Linked DNA regions of Homo sapiens: regions 1, 3 and 4 are each linked to region 2. The links are chromatin contacts, found by Hi-C or POLR2A ChIA-PET in ENCODE. All regions are on one chromosome and are shown on one strand. Each heading gives the region's core, a stretch centred on a gene start or an enhancer-like site at or near the end of the contact. The rest is flanking DNA. Distances are from core to core; before and after follow the strand shown. Region 1 has its middle 69 kb from the start of PLEKHG3. Region 2 holds the start of MTHFD1 (methylenetetrahydrofolate dehydrogenase, cyclohydrolase and formyltetrahydrofolate synthetase 1). Region 3 overlaps ESR2 (estrogen receptor 2). Region 4 overlaps SYNE2 (spectrin repeat containing nuclear envelope protein 2).

Region 1 (4,052 bases), core at 329-2,828, 250 kb before region 2:
GTGGGTAGGGCTGGCATAGCCCATTTCCATCATCATAGAATATTCCCATGATCTATGCCTCACTTAGGACCGAACCCTAGCCAAAGAGAACAAAGAGGCTTATCTAAAATACACTCCCTGACCAAATATTAGGTTAATAATGGGTTAATATTACCATCTTCTTAGATTATATAGTATTTTAGAACCAAATTAAGAATAATAAAACCAGGTGCCATGGCTCATGTCTGTAATCCCAGCACTTTGGGAGGGCAAGGCAGATGATAGCTTGAACCCAGGAGTTGGAGACCAGCCTGGGCAACATGGCGACACCCCGTTTTTACAAAAAATACAAAAATTAGCGAGGCACGATTTAGTCCCAGCTACTCAAGAGGCTAAAGTGGGAGGATTAATTGAGCCTGGGAATTCAAGACTCCAGTGAGCTATAATTGTGCCACTGCACTCCAGCCTGGGCAACAGAATGAGACCGTGTCAAAAAATAAAAAAGAATAAGAGCTACTATTAATATTTATTGAGCATTTACTATGTGCCAAGATTTTTGGATCCTTAAAATAATTCTGTGTGGTAGATATAACTACTAAATTGAAGGTTGCCCCATGTCCCGTAGCTGATAAGGCTGAAGCTATTAAAGGACAGTTCTGCTTATCTAATCTAGTGCTATTTGGCTGTATTCATTTCTATGGAGGCAATAAAATTGTAGGACAAAATAGATTATTTCAGGAGGCAAGTATTGAAATTTTCACTTAATCCAGTTCTCTTCAAGGTAAAAAACAAGGTCTAGCTGATTATCTCTATATTCTGGTCAGCTGAGTAACTCCTTCCTGGGGCCAGTGGCAAAGCCTGCCACAGATCTCGGAACCTGCAACTGAGGGGAAGGTTTGGAACTGGGTTTGGCGGGCGGAGTTCACTGACATTCTCAAAAGGCCCAGCAGGTGGCAGTGTTTCTCACTCCGCCAGAGCCCACGAGGGCCTCCAACAGGTCGCCCTAGAGACGTGAAGACAAACGTGGGGGCAGAAAGACCATGCCTGTGTTGTAATTTTCAAAACTTCGTCTTTTTATACATTTTATTTTTAAAACATTTTAGTAAAAATAAACAGAGTAGGCTTTAGTAGAAATAGGAGCAGGCACCTCCTTCCCTGCGCATCACCAGCTGCTCTCGGCTGCCCAAGCCCCTCACTGTGATGCTTACCACAGATCTGTCCTTCCAGAAACACCTCCAGGAGGATTATTTCCAATCCCCAGCTTCAACCGCCTGTCCTGCCACCCTCGTCACCCACCTGCCAGTTTGCTGCCCCACTTCCTGGAAGGCCAGCTCTGTGCAAATCTGGTGAGCCGACTCCAGTGGCTCAGCTCAGCTGTGATTCCCCCGGAACCCAGCACACCTCCAGGGAGACCGTGAGAGAGGCCATCTGAGGATAGCGCTGGTACCCACACGAGTAACTACAGGTGGCGGCTGTTTGCTGACATTTCAGGCCCAATAGAGGCTTTGCCAGGTTTATGCCTGCACCTCCAGTAGGGAGCTACTGCAGGTTCAGCTGCAAGCAGCAGTGAGAAGTGTCTCCTCCCACCCACAGCCTTCACATAAGTACTTCTACCATCTGCCGTACAGCCTGAAGTCCCAGGTTTGGGGATGGGTGACACACATCTTTTCAAGTTAAAAAAAATTTTTTTTGTTTTTGTTTCTTTGTGGAGACAGGGTCTATGTTGCTCAGGCTCCTGGACTCAAGCCATCTCCCACCCTGGCCTCCCCAAGTGCTGGGATTATAGGCCTGAGCCACCACACCTGGCCTCATACACTCCTTTTGATTTTGAGGATGGTCAGATTTTCAAGAGCTTCATATAAAAAACGTGAATGTATCATGATTGGGGAGTTCGCATCAAATCCAGATGCAAATACTATGGAAGTGGAGGGGAGATGGTTCAAAATAAACATGGTAAGAAGCTCATTGGTGCTGGGCACGGTGGCTCAGATCTGTAATCCCAGAACTTTGGGAGACCGCGGCAGGTGGATCGCTTGAGGTCAAGAGTTTGAGACCAGCCTGGACAACATGGTGAAACCCCCGTCTCTACTAAAAATACAAAAATTAGCCGGGCATAGTGGTGGGCGCCTGTAATCCCAGCAACTCTGGAGGCTGAAGTAGAGAATCACTTGAACCTGGGAGGTGGAGGTTGCAGTGAGCCAAGGTTGTGCCATTGCACTCCAGCCTGGGTGACAGAGTGAGACTCCATCTCAAAACAAAACACAAAAAAACTCATTGGTAATTTTCCTAATGATTGTCGTTTCTTATGCAAAAATTGTATTAATTTTAAAGTTAATTAAAAAGTCAAACATTCCTAAAAAGTTTTTTTTTTTTAAACAGACCACTTTAACCCCTCCAAGATTTGGTTGGAGGGGCAGGCATCAGGCAGGTAGGAGATGCTAGGAAATTTGAGGGGAAACTTTTATTAAGTCTGTCCTTTGCCTATTGGCTAACTTTAATGGGGATTGCTAAATGCCTACTGTGTGCCATGCGATATGATAGACACTATGTATAGATTGTATTATTTAGTATTGGGCCATTTTATGGACAGGAAACCAAGGCTTAGCACAGTCAACTTGTCCAAAGTCAGCTAACTTACAAGCAGTAGCCAGGATTCAAGAACTTTCTGCTTTTCTACTTGACCACACTGCAACATAACCAACATAACAAATCTAAGGTAAGTGACTAGTTGCTGGAAATCCCCCAGTCTTTGTCCGAGGTCTTTATTGAAATGCAAGGACAGAATTATAGTTAATTCCTCTGACTTCCTGGGTTCTCAAATGCTCCCATGTGGGAAATGCTATACGTACAAGGATGTCCTATGACTGTACCTACAATCAGGACTGGTGTTCAGACATGGGGACTTCCATGTGGACTAGCAATGCCATATGCTATTCAAAAGGGGGATTTGCTCAGCCCATGGGAAACACAGTGAAGCCCTGATTCCGACTGCATGTCCTTTTTTATTCCCAACACACAGAACTCAGTACTCTTTGCCCTGTTCCCTGTGCACCTCCTGGTGGCTCTTCCTTCCCGCTCTCCTTCCTGAGAAAGTCTGTTTTGCTCTCAGGCCTTAGCAATCAGGGCCAGCCCATTGTATTTGGTTTCCATGGAATGGAATTTATATTCTTGAATATATTGAAGGGGTATATTTTTCTTTCCACTTAAATCATGATGCTCTGTGGCTCTCCACTCATTTAATCAACAGGTTTCTATGCTTCAGGGAAAGAGAGATACTGTTGGGAACAACCAGTTCACTGCTTAGTTTTGGTTGCCAAATTCATTTTTTTTAATCCCTTGCAAGACAATAGTAGTGAAAAATTGTCTCTAAAGTGGGGTGTGCCCAAGACAGCACAATGGGGACAGAAAGCAAATATTAGAATTGTTATTTTCATTTTTTACCTTATCTTTTAAAATGTCCATTTTGGGATGTATGTGTTATAACGCATGTAATATATTAATACAGTGTTACATGTATATCTACCATATACAGATATACATGTTACCATATATACATATATAACCAAGTATATATTAATATATATGGCATACACAAATATATTAAATATACATTTATGTATGTGCTTAAGTTTTTTTTGTTGTTAGGAATGCATGATCAAAAAATTAAGGCCACTACTCTTGAAAGGAAGACTTGGTTTTGAGTAGATAATTTTTTTTCTAAATTCTAAAAAGTTCACTTTAACGATCAAAAGTATAGCTTAGAGTTCTATGTTGACTTCTACTACGAGCCTTAGGTAGAGATAACTTAAGCACCCACTCATCTGGGGGAAAATAGACTGTATCTCCAGTGTGGGAAGCTGAGGGAGAGAGAAGGTAGAAGGCAAATAGTGTATGTGGGGCAGGGAAGGGGAGCAGGTCCCACTCCCCACTTGGGTAGGTTTAGAAGGCTCCTGTTGGGTAAGTTTAGGAAACTCCAGAACAGTGGGGCTGTTTTTTCTTTCCTCAAGTGTCTTAGGGAAGGTCCGGGTCCAACATGGGCCCCCCAGGCTGAAGGTGGGCTGCCGGACAGCCTC
Region 2 (4,469 bases), core at 1,684-4,183:
GGCTGAGGCAGGAGAATCGTTTGAACCCAGGAAGTGGAGGTTACAGTGAGACAACATCGTGCCATTGCACTCCAGCCTGAGCAACAGAGCAAGACCTTGTCTGAAAAATAAAAAGAAAGAAAGAAAGAAAAGAAAAAGAAAAGCTTACGAAATTCCTTTTAGCAAGTAGTAAGTGCTGGTTAGAATGAAAAACATCATATACTGGGTGAAGACCTTAGTTTTAGTTGAGCCATTGCCATTCACCCTTGGACAAATCACATCACTTTTCTGGCCTCAAATGATTTCCTAATCCGCAGGATGGAATGTGGGAAGTGGGCTGGATTTTTAAGAAATTCTAGGACCGGTGCAGTGGCTCATGCCTGTAATCCCAGCACTTTGGGAGGCCGAGGTGGGTGGATCACATGGGGTCAGGAGTTACAGACCAGCCTGACCAACATGGTGAAAGCCCGTCTCTACTAAAAATACAAAAATTAGCCGGACGGGGTGGCACACACCTGTAGTCTCAGCTACTCGGGAGGCTGAGGCAGGAGAATCGCTTGAACCTGGGAGGTGGAGGTTGCAGTGAGCCAAGATCATGCCATTGCACTCCAGCCTGGGCAACAAGAGTGAAACTCTGTCTCAAACAAACAAACAAACTAGCTGGACATGGTGGCGGACGCCTGTAATCCCAGCTACTTGGGAGGCTGAGGCAGGAGAATCGCTTGAACCCAGGAGGCAGAGGTTGCAGTGAGCCGAGATCACGCCATTGTACTCCAGTCTGGGCGACGAGTGAAACTCCATCTCAAAAAAAAAAATTAGCTAGGCGTGATGGCGGGCACCTGTAATCCCAGGTACTCAGGAGGCTGATATGAGAGAATTGCTTGTATGCAGGAGGCAGAGGTTGCAGTGAGCCAAGATTGGACACAGCAAGACTTCATCTCAAAAAAAAAAATAGATCTCAAGGCAGCAGCTACCATGTAAAAAAAAAAAAAGATAATGAATCATTCATATATACATTAACTAATTACTGATTATTAATACAACATATATCGAATACTTATTATGTGCCAGGAAGAATTATAAATGATCATCTGTTAGGAACCCATTTAATTCTACTAACATCCCAATGACCTAGACATTACTTTTACTTAACATTTGAGGAAACTTTGGCACAGAAAGGTTAATTAATTTGCTTAAAACCACACAAGTAGTAAGGCAGGAAACAGGGTTTCCAGGTGTTTAGGATATAGACAAAAATAAGACAATACATGTATTTGCCCTTATGGAGTTGATAAACATATTTAATTTGCTCTCCAATTAACGAAAGTATATTCAGTGAGCACCTATTCTCAGTACTGGCCCAGATGCATTATTATTGTACTAAATTATCTGCACTATTATTATGCACTAAATTATCTCTTCACAATCAGTCTTTCTAAAAGGAAGATTTTTATATTAAAACAAAAAGCCACTGGAAAAGGAAGTAAGTTTGAATACAAGCAAACAAAAACAGAAAGTAAAGCAGAAATACAGTTTAGCAAGCCACATGTTGAAAAGCACTAAGCAGTAAGTATTGTGATTTCTTTTTTTTTTTTTCTTAGACGGAGTTTCGCTCTTGTTGCCCAGGCTGGAGTGCAATGGCGCATCTCAGCTCACTGCAACCTCTGCCCCCCAGGTTCAAGTGATTCTCCTGCCTCAGCCTCCCAAGTAGCTGGGATTACAGATGCCTGCCACCACACTCGGCTAATTTTTTGTATTTTTAGTAGAGATGGGGTTTCACCATTTTGGATAGGCTGGTCTTGAACTCCAGACCTCAGGTGATCCACCCACCTCGGCCTCCCAAAGTGCTGGGATTACAGGCATGAGCCACTGGGCCCGGACTTTTCACCACCGATGACTTTGTAATTCACTCAAAAACCTATTACAAAGTTAGGAGTTACAGGACAATTACAATTTAGTAACTGCTGTGGCTGGCAACAGTTACTTACATAACGGGTGATGTGAAAGGTCCCAAGAGCAAACTCAGTAAGGTCACACAGAATATATCTTTCCCTCCTTCATCTACTAGAGGGAATATATTTTTCCCTCTTCCTTCTACTCTCATTTTTCCTCACCAGTCACCTCCCAGACAAAAAGCAGCCAGTGTTACTTCCTGGGAGTAAAGCTGGCAACGATACCCACTAATTAAGCATTCAGATGTCCCGCAAGGGTAGAACAGGCAGAGGTCAAGTGGAATGCAGAATATTCTCAGGACTCAGGAGCCAAATTACGTTTCAAGTAACTCTAGGACCAGGGCAGAGAGATGGCTGTTAGAGAGAAGCACGAGATTGAAGAGAAAGGAAAAATGTATTAGATTTCACTTAGCGTATGATAAGACTATGGTATAGTGGGAAAAGCTATGAGCTGGAAGGACCCTCTGTCATTATCAGCCTTGTAGTCTTGTCAAGCCTTGTCACCTCACTAGTCTCCATCTACTCACCTCCAAATTAACGGGAATTAAGTAGATTGGATTTCTGAGTTCTGACTAGGGGGGCTCCAGGAAGCCGCAACTACCCACTCTCCCGGCAGAAAGTCACCAGCAGCTGCGCGTTTGGGAGCATAGTCGGCACAGGACTTTTCCCCGAAGCACAGGAGCCAGCGGCTACAGCCACTAGGCAGTCCACTTGCAAACGCAGGTTGTGCCCGGGTTCTCTTTCTTTGGCTGCAGGTCTTCAGGTGTTATGGGCCTAACTCTTCCGCTACAAGTGTCCCTCCCGCAAAAAATGGGTCCGGGGGACCTGCACACCCTCAGAGCCCTCGTCCACAGCCCCACACTCAACAACAATGTCAGGTGCTTACGCGGAGATCTCCTTCCCGTTCAGGATTTCTGCTGGCGCCATGGCCTTTATTAGTCCGCTGCCCACGATGGACACCACCAATATCGAGGTTCCACTCCCTCCGCAGCCAAGCAGGACAACCCAACCCACGTGCTTAGGGACTGGCCAGGGGATCACACTACTGCGCCTGCGCCCCTGCCCGCTTCTCCCCCTGCAGACGCGGTGGCGCATGCGCAGTTCGGAAGGACCCGAGTCCCTTAACTAACCGAGAGCTAACAGGTCGGGGACTGCGGGACGGAAGAGGGAGGGGAAGATGAAGAAAATCGGTGATGAATGGCTGGCGGAAATGATTGGCGGAAAGAAAGAGCCAGTTCACAGTGCGCCTTTGTATTCGGCGGGAAACCCGGCCGAAGAGGGAGCTGGAAAGGACTCCGGAATCCGGCCGTAATTCCAGCCAATCAGGGAGTAGAGTTGCGGGGCGGGGTTGGGGCGGGGCAGTCTCGCGGGAGATAGTTTCGCGGGTTCGGGAGGCGAGTCTCCGGTTTCCGCCCAGTCTCTGGGGACGCGGTGGCGGGGTCTGAATCGCCTGGCTTCCAGGGAGTTTTGGGCGGGTCCCCGCACGGGAGCGTGGCAGGCGCTGGACTCGACAGCAGATGTGGAACTGGAGAGCTTGGCGCGCCCTCATACTTTGTCACACACCTACGCCACCAGACTGGGGTCGGGCCCCTCCGCGTTCTGCTCTGGAGGGCCTGGGTCTGGGCCCAGCATAGCGCTTTTAGAATCTCCTCAGCTGAATCTGACGCTCAGCCGTAGGTGAAGCTTAGCCCGCTGTTTCAGGCCCCGCCGATCTGGAAGGAGTGTCAGAGCTGGAGCGCGCGTGGCCTCATCGGTGTTGGGGTCACCCCGGGGTTGCCAGGGCTCATGGAGGGTCGTAGTCTGGATTTTGTCACCCCCACGTCCCCGCCCCGCAGCAAGTCTGGGGTTGGAGAACTCACGCGGTCTTCGTAAGCTACATGCCAGTTGACCCTCGAGGAGGGATGCTCCCTCCCCTTAAGCGTCCACGCTGGAGAAGGAGTAAGATGGACAATTGCCTGGGGAGCCTGACAGGGCGGTGGCAGCTGGGATGCTGGAGAGGACTGGCCCCTTGTGTTACTGAGTCCAAGGAATATGCTTGCTCTGCTCTAGGAACCGCGTTCAGGTTACAGTCATCCCAGTAGAGTCCTGAAGATGCGTGGTTCAGGTCACTTAGGACTTGACCAGATACCGGGTTTCTTTTACAAGCCGTTTACTACTGGCAGAGCTCATCTAAAACTTTTTTTGTTTGTTTGTTTGAGACGGAGTCTCATTCTGTCGCCCAGGCTGGAGTGCAGTGGCACGATTTTGGCTCACTGCAACCTCCGCTTCCCGGGTTCAAGCAGTTCTCTGCCTCAGCCTCCCGAGTAGCTGGGATTACAGGCACCACCTAATTAGCCCGCCACCACGCCCGGCTAATTTTTGTATTTTTAGTAGAGACGGGGTTTCACCATCTTGGCTAGGCTGGTCTTGAACTCCTGACCTCGTGATCCACCCGCCTCGGCCTCCCAGAGTGCTGGGATTACAGGCGTGAGCCACCGCACCTGGCCTAAAACTGATTTTTTATTAATTTTGGGGCTTTTAATATTTTTTTCTTATTTC
Region 3 (4,137 bases), core at 248-2,747, 150 kb after region 2:
TCCATGGAGCACATGTCATGCAGCTGAACACACTACGGGGTAGTTAAAAGGAAGTACTTGTTTATGCAGATGGGGTTAATTTTAGGGAAAGTAAGCTTGAAATAATTTTCTCTGTACTTTTGATAATTTTCTGTGTGTACCTAAAACATACATTAGCATGCATATTTACCATTTCAAATATGATGTGTGTTTGGCTAAAAAAAATAAGGGTCTGGCCGGGCACAGTGGCTCACGCTTGTAATCCCAGCACTTTGGGAGGCTGAGGCAGGCGGATTGCGAGGTCAGGAGTTTGAGACCAGCCTGGCCAGCATGGTGAAACACTGTCTCTACTGAAAATACAAAAAATTTGCTGGGCATGGTGGCGCATGCCTGTAATCCCAGCTACTAAGGAGGCTGAGGCAGGAGAATTGCTTGAAACCGGGAGGCGGAGGTTGCAGTGAGCTGAGATTGTACCACTGCACTCCAGGCTGGGTGACAGAGTGAGACTCTGTCTCAAGAAAAGAAAAAAAAAAAAAGGTCTGTGCCCTCAAAGCACTCATGTCCAGTCTTGCTGAGGGCAGAAGGGTGGCTGTGGGGTGTGTGTGGGGACAAGGCAGACATCCAGCATGTGGGGCAACATGGTGTCTCTGCTGAGGATGAACAGGGCACTGTCAGAGTATCAGGGGACACCTCAGACCAGACTTAGGGTGGGATGGTAGGGAGGTTGGGGGAAGCTTCCAGAAGGAATTTCTGACCAGGTTGGAATCTACAGGAGGAATGGGTATAAATGAGCAAAAGAATCAGGGTAGAGAAAGAGGAAGGAGAGAGTTTCCAAGCAGCAAGTTGAGCATGTTCGGAGCACCACACATTCAGGGAGTTGAGAGGGGGACTCAAGGCGAGGTGTGGTGGGAACTGCAGATGAGAGAAGCGGGGAGGGCCCTGGTACCTCTGATAGCTGCACCAGGTGGTTTGGACTCTATCCTATGAGCTGGGAAGTCATTAAACGGAGCCCCATGAGCAGATCTGCTTTTTGGCCTCTCAGAAGGGGACACACGGGGCCAAGGGTGGGGTCTTGTTTCCCCTGCGGTGGGAGGGCAAGTCATCTCTGGGGCGACAGTGGGAGGTTTGAGGCTGTGGGGGGATTCTGGAAGAACCAATGTGGAGAACAAAGTGAGCACAGGGATTGGAGAAGCAGCTTCAGGGCTATTGAAAAGATGAATATTTTAAATTCGTATCATCAGACATTATGGAGGTCCCTAGGGATGTGGCAAAGCACTACACTTACGTAATTGTGCTTCAGAATGTCCCTTGCCTTACCTGAGTTAAACTTAGTTGAATTGAGCTGCCTTAATTGAACTGAAAGTGCCAATAAAAATAGAGAACAAAAACTGCCAAAACAAATTCTGTGGTTGCTGGAGCACCAGCCATCATCAGTCTCATGACAGCCAAGACTCAGCAGCTCCCTGGTTGATTTCACATATTTATTCTTGCTTTGAAATGGAAAGCCTGGAAGAGAAGCTAATTATTAAAGGGAATCAAGGAGTCAGGCAGGGGTCGGGGGGAGGAGATTTATCTGAGCTGTTACTTTGCTGCCATTGGGATGCCACAGTATCTCAATCCTAGAGTTGGAGGGGAGTTAAACACAGGGCAGGGCAGGATGGGGGAGGCAGCCTACCCAGGACGTGGCTGTGGGGACCTAAGCAGATGTGTTCCTGCATGCGTTGCTCAGTGAGGAACTGAGGCTCAGAGAGCTCCAGATGGTGGCTAGAAAGTAGGTCTGTCTGACTCCAAATCAGTGGTCTTCCTGCCCCAGCCAGGTGCCACTCAAGCGAGATGCAGAGGTGGTAGCAGGGGCCCTGCCATGGCTGGCTGCGGCACGTGGTACACACAAGGAGGTGGCAGAGGAGGCTTCATCACATTGGCCATTCCTTTGTTTATTAAACTCCCTTTAGATGGGGAGCCCTCCGTGGGGCTAAAAGTAGAATTAATCTCACTTTCTGACCATCTCTGTATCTGTTGCTGCAGATGAGAAACACCACGTAATGATTTCGGGAGACTAGATATACTCGCCACGGCAAGGCCACAATTATGGGCCTGGTGGACACTTCAGGTGGCAATTTAGTCTGTCTGCATTAGGCCAGGCTTCTCTTCTAGCTCTGTGACGGGGCTGGCTCTCAGGGAAGATCCCCTGGGGGAGGTAAGACCATGCTTATAAGCTCCTGCCACACATGCAGCTGTCAAAGCAACCCAGATCACCTCGGAGCAGGCGCACGGAACAGCTGAGCACACGACTTCTGCTCCTTTGCTCAGAGCAATGACTTCTGGCTTTTATTCTTTGTCCAGGTATGTACCCTCTGGTCACAGCGACCCAGGATGCTGACAGCAGCCGGAAGCTGGCTCACTTGCTGAACGCCGTGACCGATGCTTTGGTTTGGGTGATTGCCAAGAGCGGCATCTCCTCCCAGCAGCAATCCATGCGCCTGGCTAACCTCCTGATGCTCCTGTCCCACGTCAGGCATGCGAGGTACGCGCCCTAAGGAGCTGCTCTGCTTGGGCTTGGGATGGGATTATGTGCTCCACGGAGGGTGAAGTGATTTGGGAAAAGTGTCTGCAAGTTAAGGAAAATGAATGCCTGAAAGGGAATGGGGAATTTGTCAGTTCACACACCTGTAAGCAAAGATGGGCACAGAGTGGGCATGGAAGGAATGTCATGTGGTATCTTACAGGCTCTGCATGGCAGCCAGTGGTGGCTCATGGGTTTTTCAATTGCTGGGGTTTATAGCCTGTTTATGGAGTCCTAAAAGGGGCAGTTCCTCCCCTAACACGAACTGCCACCCCTGTTTACACCACCCAGGGCTGAGGCCCTGAGGCCACTTTTTGTGGAGAGGCTAAGACCCGCTCCCCTAGATGGCCCCTCGAGCTGGTGATGCGAAGAAGTGCACAAATGCTTCCCTAAGAGTTGTTCTTTCGGTGGCATCAGGAAATTAAGGATAAGACTTAAGAGAAGTGGTGGACCCAGCAGATTTAGGAAGGCAGGGCTGTAGGTAGGGCATGTTTCTGATCAGGAAACGTAATTGTGTGTGCTGATGAAGAGGGTGTGCAGTGGTGGCTACTGTTGGTACAATGATGCTCAGTGCTTGGTGTCACCCACGATGAGGGTAGCCTTGCCCTGGAGCTGGAGGAGGGGAGGGGAGGGTGGAAGGTAATTAACTGGTCACTGAGGAGGCAAGTCTAGAGGCTGTGGAGAAGGACAATATACACCTCGAGAATCTTAAGTGAGATGAAGACCTCTGCCTTTCCCCTTTAATGATTGCTCAGCACATAGCCATTTGCAGAACAGATCCTGTGTTTGTAGATTCCTTCATTGTGAATTTATCTGCTTGCTAAAATTTATTTGTAACCCCAAAATCAATATTTGTGGTGTTTTTGAGGTCATGAACAGAGTGGCAGAAATTTTGAGTTGCCCTTTATGTACAGTCCCAGCTGAGATGGAACAAGCAGCTGCTCTCATACTGTCAACAAGTGTCCTTTACTTGGTCTACTTAGTGCCATGGTTTTACATTTTTGTGCTTTTGGTGACTTCACTGTTTAAAATGCCCCCCTGGTGTGGTGCTGAAGACCTGTCTAGTGTTCCTCGGTGTGAAAAAGCTGTGATGTGCCTTATGGAGAAAGTATGTGTTAAGCTTTGCTCGGGTGTGAGTTATAGTGCTGCTGGCCATGAGTTCAATGTTAATGAGTCAATGGTATTTATCACATAAGGCATCTTTAGAAAGAAACACACATAAAACAAGGTTTTGTATTGATCAGCTGATGAAGATGTGGCCAGAGGCTTGCAGGAACCTAACCCTGTATTTCCCCTATGAGTGAGGATTCAGTGTTCACAGTGACTTTACGGAACATAATTACCGCAAACAATGAGGATTGATTGTCCTATGTGTCAGGCCATTGTAGGTGTGTGGTGGGACACAGAGGCTGACAAGACATCGTCCTTGCCCTTGAGCCTAAATTATCAGGGGGAGCTGGATGCACGAGCCATGGATAAATGGGCTGGGGGAAGAGTGGGTTTAGGGGTGGGGTAGACTGGCTCTGAGCAAAGAGAGCCGGGGAAGGCTTCGGGGTTCCTGTGGCTGCCTCGGAGGAGGGAATCTCAGCACCTTT
Region 4 (4,347 bases), core at 447-2,946, 190 kb after region 2:
CATGCTGTCAAGGGGACGTGATGTAGCTGTTGGGGGAAAACAATCTTTTTCTGACATATATACTAAAATAAAATGCTCCAATAAACCGCTTTCCTTAAAGTCCTAAAGCAGAGCGAGGTGAGCCAGGATCTGTCCTGGCGTTCTGTGGGATTTGTAGTTAATTTCAGACATTTAAAAGTAATGGCTCCAATGGAAAGTTCCCACTTATCAATACTTACGTTGGGAGATGCTGTCAGAACTGCACCCCATAGCTGGGAGCACTAGAGAGATAAATGGGTGCACTGACCCTAACTCTCAGGAAGCATTGTGCTCCATGCCACCATCACCTCTTACTTGACCGAACAACCTCCTCTCAGCCCCCTAGACTTCCTGCCCACCTTTGGTTCTGTAGCCAAAGTGTAAGTAAGTTCTAGAAGGCAAGTCTGATCCACGCTCAAAGCCTTCAATAGTCCCTGCCCTACCCTGAAAAACCGGTTCAGCCCCTTGATCTCTGTACCTCAAGCATTCAGGGGCCACTCTGCCTCTAACCTTGCACTCTCTCAGACACTGTGCACCCACCAGGACAGGGAGTGCCATGGCCAGGCTGCAGCCGGCCAGTTTCCGCCGCACTCACAGCACCTCCCACAGGGCCTGGTGGGCAGGAAGCTCTCCACAAATGCTTGGTGAATGGACAAATACGGACAGGCACTTCCATGGGACTGACTTCTAGTTCCATTACCAGCTACTTTTAAGATTTAGTGAAAGTCCTTTCACCTCAGCCCCCTTATTTCAAGTACACCCGCAAAGCTGCTTAAGCTTCAGGGAAGTGGTAGCATCGGGTGAGGTGAGGGCCGGAACTCCAGAGGCAAGCAGACCTGGGCCCAAGTTCCATTCTCCCATCTAAGAGCTCTGCACCCTGCAATGTACCTAACCGCTGACTCTGAGTTTCTTCATGATCTGTAAAATTATCCACCTTGCAGGTGGCGGTGAGCTTGAAATAAGAGGCTGCATGTAAAGTCAGCTGCACAGAGTGAATGCTGGACCACATGATGCTACAATCACGCTTTATTTACAAGGCATTGGACCTCACAAAGTTCTTTCATCAGTGTTTTATTCTCAAGGGCAAGCTTGGAAGAAGGACATGTGGTCTGGAGGTGGAAGAACACAGACTCTGTGGTCAGGGCCTGGGTTTGCGTCCTGGCCATGTTTAATGCCATCTATAAAATGGTGTTAACAGTAGTACCTTCCTTCACTGGGTAGCTGAGGGGACTGAATGAGATATAACATGTGAAAGGCAGAATGCCTCGGAGATAAATGCCCAGCAACTTACAGTTGTGATAAGTTTCAAGGAGCCATGTTTTCCAAATTACATTCTTACTGCAAACACCACAAGGATACGTTCCCTTCAAAGCCACAGATGATTTATTAAAAAGAAAGTAACAGAATCCAGGACCAGGCCTGGATACAGCTGTAACCTAGATCCTGCCTTCATTCCTATGGCTTCAGAGGTACACCCTCCTCACCCCAGTATCTTGCCACCTTGATTGCCCTGGTTCCAAAAAGAACACTCCAGACAACTACCAGGGTAGCTGAGAACCCCTGGCACTGTGGGACAAGGAGTCCTCCAGGCAGTTCCTGAGGGACTGCCCTCCTGGAAGGCTCTGCTGGAGAAGAGGCCCAGCCACGAGAGCTTCCCGGGGGTGGGGGAAGGGCTCAGGCTCGTGACCTCTGCACAGCTCTCCTGCCCTCCCCACTTCTCCCTCTTCCCAGAATGAAATCTCCCACGGCCTTCATCTAGCCCCTGACCCTATTCCACCCTAAGAATCTCAGCCTCTTTCTTATTTTGAAAAGAAGAGGGCTAGAATCCAAGTATTTATTTATATATATTTTTCTTTTTCCTTGTTTCCTCTCTTCTAACTTAAAGCAATTAACACACCGGAAGAATTCAACTGGTTAAATGAAAGGAGCTAACTAGCAACACAACAGCCTGGGTACAGATCCACAGGACTGTGGTGATCTTGAACTGTTAACCCTGGGGGTTAGGTGTGCAACACGCAGAGGGGGTATGGAGAAGGTGGGGGAATAATTTGCTTGGTTTCCCCAGGGCTGTGGTATCCAAAATGGGGTGCTCAGAACAAACCAATGGGGTGTAGGAATAAAATATGAGACTGTCTACTGTCATCCCATTCTTTTAAAATTTCTACAATGTGTATGCTTTAAAATTATAAACTTAATTATTAAAATAAAACATCTATATCCCACGCTGATGGCCACATGTGCTAGGCCTGTTGTGCTCCATGTTAGCAACTCATGTACTTTTTTTTTTTTTTTTTTTTTTTGAGACAGAGTCTCTATCGCCTACGCTGGAGTGCAGTGCTGCGACATGGGCTCGCTGCAACCTCCGCCTCCCAGGTTCAAGTGATTCTCCTGCCTCAGACTCCTGAGTAGCTGGGATTACAGGCACCTGCCACCATGCTCAGCTAATTTTTGTATTTTTACTAGAGACAGGGTTTCCCCATGTTGGCCAGGCTGGTCTCGAACTCCTGACCTCAAGTGATCCACCTGCCTCAACCTCCCAAAGCGCTAGGATTACAGGCATCATTTCCTCTTCATAACAATGCTAGGAGATAGGTAGTATTATTATCCCTACTTGACAGATGAGGAAACCGAGGCACAGAGAGTAAAGAGCTTGCCCAAGTCACATGGTCAATAGCGGAAGCAGGATTCTAACCTGGGTAGTCTGGTCTGGAGCTGCTGTTCTTAAGCACTACCCATCCTCTCACATAATCCCACACACACTAACATGCACATACTGGAGATACAGGATCATTTTGCTGCAGTCAGAGAACATGACCAGAAGTCTGGACTCATAGCTCAGGATACACTGAGGGGTAGGAGCTGATATAGTAGATGCTACAACCTGGGCTCTTAGCAGGTGCCTGGGGAGGAGGCTGGAAGGCTCAATACATGCTGCCCACGTTTCCCCTCCATGATTTTCTTTCAGTAAACACTTAACCATTTGCCTTGTCTTGGATCCTGCACAGACCCTGAGGATTCAGAGATAGCTGGAAGATAGGACTTCTTCCCAGAGAGGTCATCACCTAATTTAGATGTAATGTTGACACTGTAATACAACATAGGAGTTGCTCAATAATAGCTGTTGAAGGAGTAAATGATGTTCACTCATACCTTCCAATTTGTCTGATTTGTCTTCTTCATAAAGAGGTGGCCAAATTAGATTTTTAAAGAAAAGAGGTAAAGACCAGAGCATATCAGAGCCCTTCTGCCACAAAGCAGTGTGCTGCCAGCCTAGGAGCCACTCGTGCTCCTCAGCCCTGGTTTCACACAGGGCCAATGAAGCAGTGACGGACATTCACATCACAGGCATACTTAGTGCAAGTTAAAGAGGGGGGGAAGGTGGGAGGGAAGGAAAAGAAGGTCACCAAGTGACAAAGCACTCATCCAGCCAGGATTTAGCCGGTATATCCCAAACTCCATCCAGAGGCCTAATACCTCCAAATGCCTGGGAATCTAAATGTTGTTCCTCTGATCATCAGGTAACAACTTACCCTGGGACTCATCAGGTGCACTGCTGAGCGTGTATCGTTCTGTTCTGTACAGACACTGTAATCTAATTATCACCTGTCCCAGGTCAGGAAGTATTTGTCTTTTGCCAACCCAGGCAACTGACCTCCACATTGTTGGGCCTTGTTAACACTACTCTTGAAAAATTTAAAATCTCAAGTTAATATCTGGAAATGAGAAAACCTATTCAGAAACCAGACTGCTGGCACACAGAAGCAACCACAACACTGCCTGACATCAACCACCTGAGCGCTTTGCTGCCGTGGCCACCATCTCTGCACTTGCCCAGGTTTTGACCCAGGTGCTCTTAACATTTCTCACATAGACATTTCAACAAATAACCTTTCTCCAGGAAAAAGCAGCATGATTTCCTGAATTAAATTCCAGTTATGAGAATCAGAAAAACAAAATTTTTAGGTACAAAAGCGAAGTCTTCCACCTGCATAGGCTCTTTATTGGGAGACCTGAACAAAAGCAAAATGTTTTCTATGAAACCAAACAAAAGAATTATGCCTAAGAGCCGCTTTAAATTAGAAGAGTTCTTTTGCAGTGATTATGGGTAAAAATGCAGAAAACAATCAAGGCAAATAAAGTTTTTCTTTTAACTAGCAATGGATGAGAATATAACATTGATGAACACTGCTCTCCTTCCAAACAAACAAAATCAAGTCAGGTTAGCAACATTCTATATACCAAGCCTAAGCCTTAACAATGTATGATGAAGGCTTTACATGTCAAATTTATACATATGGAATAATTTACCATTTAGTCCTATCCTCTGTG

The links. Hi-C counts contacts between places; a loop is a spot of excess contacts on that map. ChIA-PET counts read pairs that join two places held with the same protein, here RNA polymerase II (POLR2A). Pooled maps may share reads with other maps.
Region 1: a map of head of caudate nucleus shows a loop between it and region 2 (3-fold over the local background). The contact joins the enhancer-like site here to the promoter of MTHFD1 in region 2. A Hi-C loop is called at or near these places in 2 of 168 maps with a recorded cell type or tissue (chondrocyte and head of caudate nucleus) and 9 of 50 pooled maps. POLR2A ChIA-PET finds 5 or more read pairs at or near these places in 6 of 52 experiments (A673, AG04450, HCT116 and 3 more).
Region 3: a loop to region 2 is called in a map of OCI-LY7, with 3 times the contacts of the local background. The contact joins the enhancer-like site here to the promoter of MTHFD1 in region 2. A Hi-C loop is called at or near these places in 1 of 168 maps with a recorded cell type or tissue (OCI-LY7), 2 of 37 single-sample maps with no recorded cell type and 6 of 50 pooled maps. POLR2A ChIA-PET finds 5 or more read pairs at or near these places in 2 of 52 experiments (BJ and H1).
Region 4: a loop to region 2 is called in a map with no recorded cell type, with 2.3 times the contacts of the local background. The contact joins the enhancer-like site here to the promoter of MTHFD1 in region 2. A Hi-C loop is called at or near these places in 1 of 37 single-sample maps with no recorded cell type and 1 of 50 pooled maps. POLR2A ChIA-PET finds 5 or more read pairs at or near these places in 2 of 52 experiments (activated CD4-positive, alpha-beta T cell and activated naive CD4-positive, alpha-beta T cell).

What each region holds. Positions count from the first base shown.
Region 1 is chr14:64,633,751-64,637,802 of GRCh38, reverse strand. No RefSeq gene overlaps it. Among named protein-coding and RNA genes, the nearest start is that of PLEKHG3, 69 kb to the left of the region's middle. Within about 2 kb of position 1,578, at least 4 of the 41 ENCODE cell types and tissues checked have a DNase peak (open chromatin) inside an H3K27ac peak, as active enhancers do; they include A673, where a contact is called at or near this core.
Region 2 is chr14:64,386,817-64,391,285 of GRCh38, reverse strand. It overlaps MTHFD1 (methylenetetrahydrofolate dehydrogenase, cyclohydrolase and formyltetrahydrofolate synthetase 1), which reads right to left and starts at 2,933. Exons shown (of 28, transcript NM_005956.4): 1 at 2,818-2,933. The coding sequence starts at 2,858. RefSeq lists enhancers at 3,081-3,170, 3,691-3,750, 3,771-3,870.
Region 3 is chr14:64,233,336-64,237,472 of GRCh38, reverse strand. It overlaps ESR2 (estrogen receptor 2), which reads left to right. Exons shown (of 9, transcript NM_001437.3): 8 at 2,323-2,503. It overlaps LOC124903328 (a long non-coding RNA gene), which reads right to left. Exons shown (of 2, transcript XR_007064205.1): 2 at 2,286-2,611. Among named protein-coding and RNA genes, the nearest start is that of ESR2, 59 kb to the left of the region's middle. RefSeq lists enhancers at 1,360-1,629, 2,270-2,329. Within about 2 kb of position 1,497, at least 4 of the 41 ENCODE cell types and tissues checked have a DNase peak (open chromatin) inside an H3K27ac peak, as active enhancers do; they include OCI-LY7, where a contact is called at or near this core.
Region 4 is chr14:64,197,685-64,202,031 of GRCh38, reverse strand. All of the region lies in intron 99 of SYNE2 (spectrin repeat containing nuclear envelope protein 2), which reads right to left. Among named protein-coding and RNA genes, the nearest start is that of ESR2, 95 kb to the left of the region's middle. Within about 2 kb of position 1,696, at least 13 of the 41 ENCODE cell types and tissues checked have a DNase peak (open chromatin) inside an H3K27ac peak, as active enhancers do.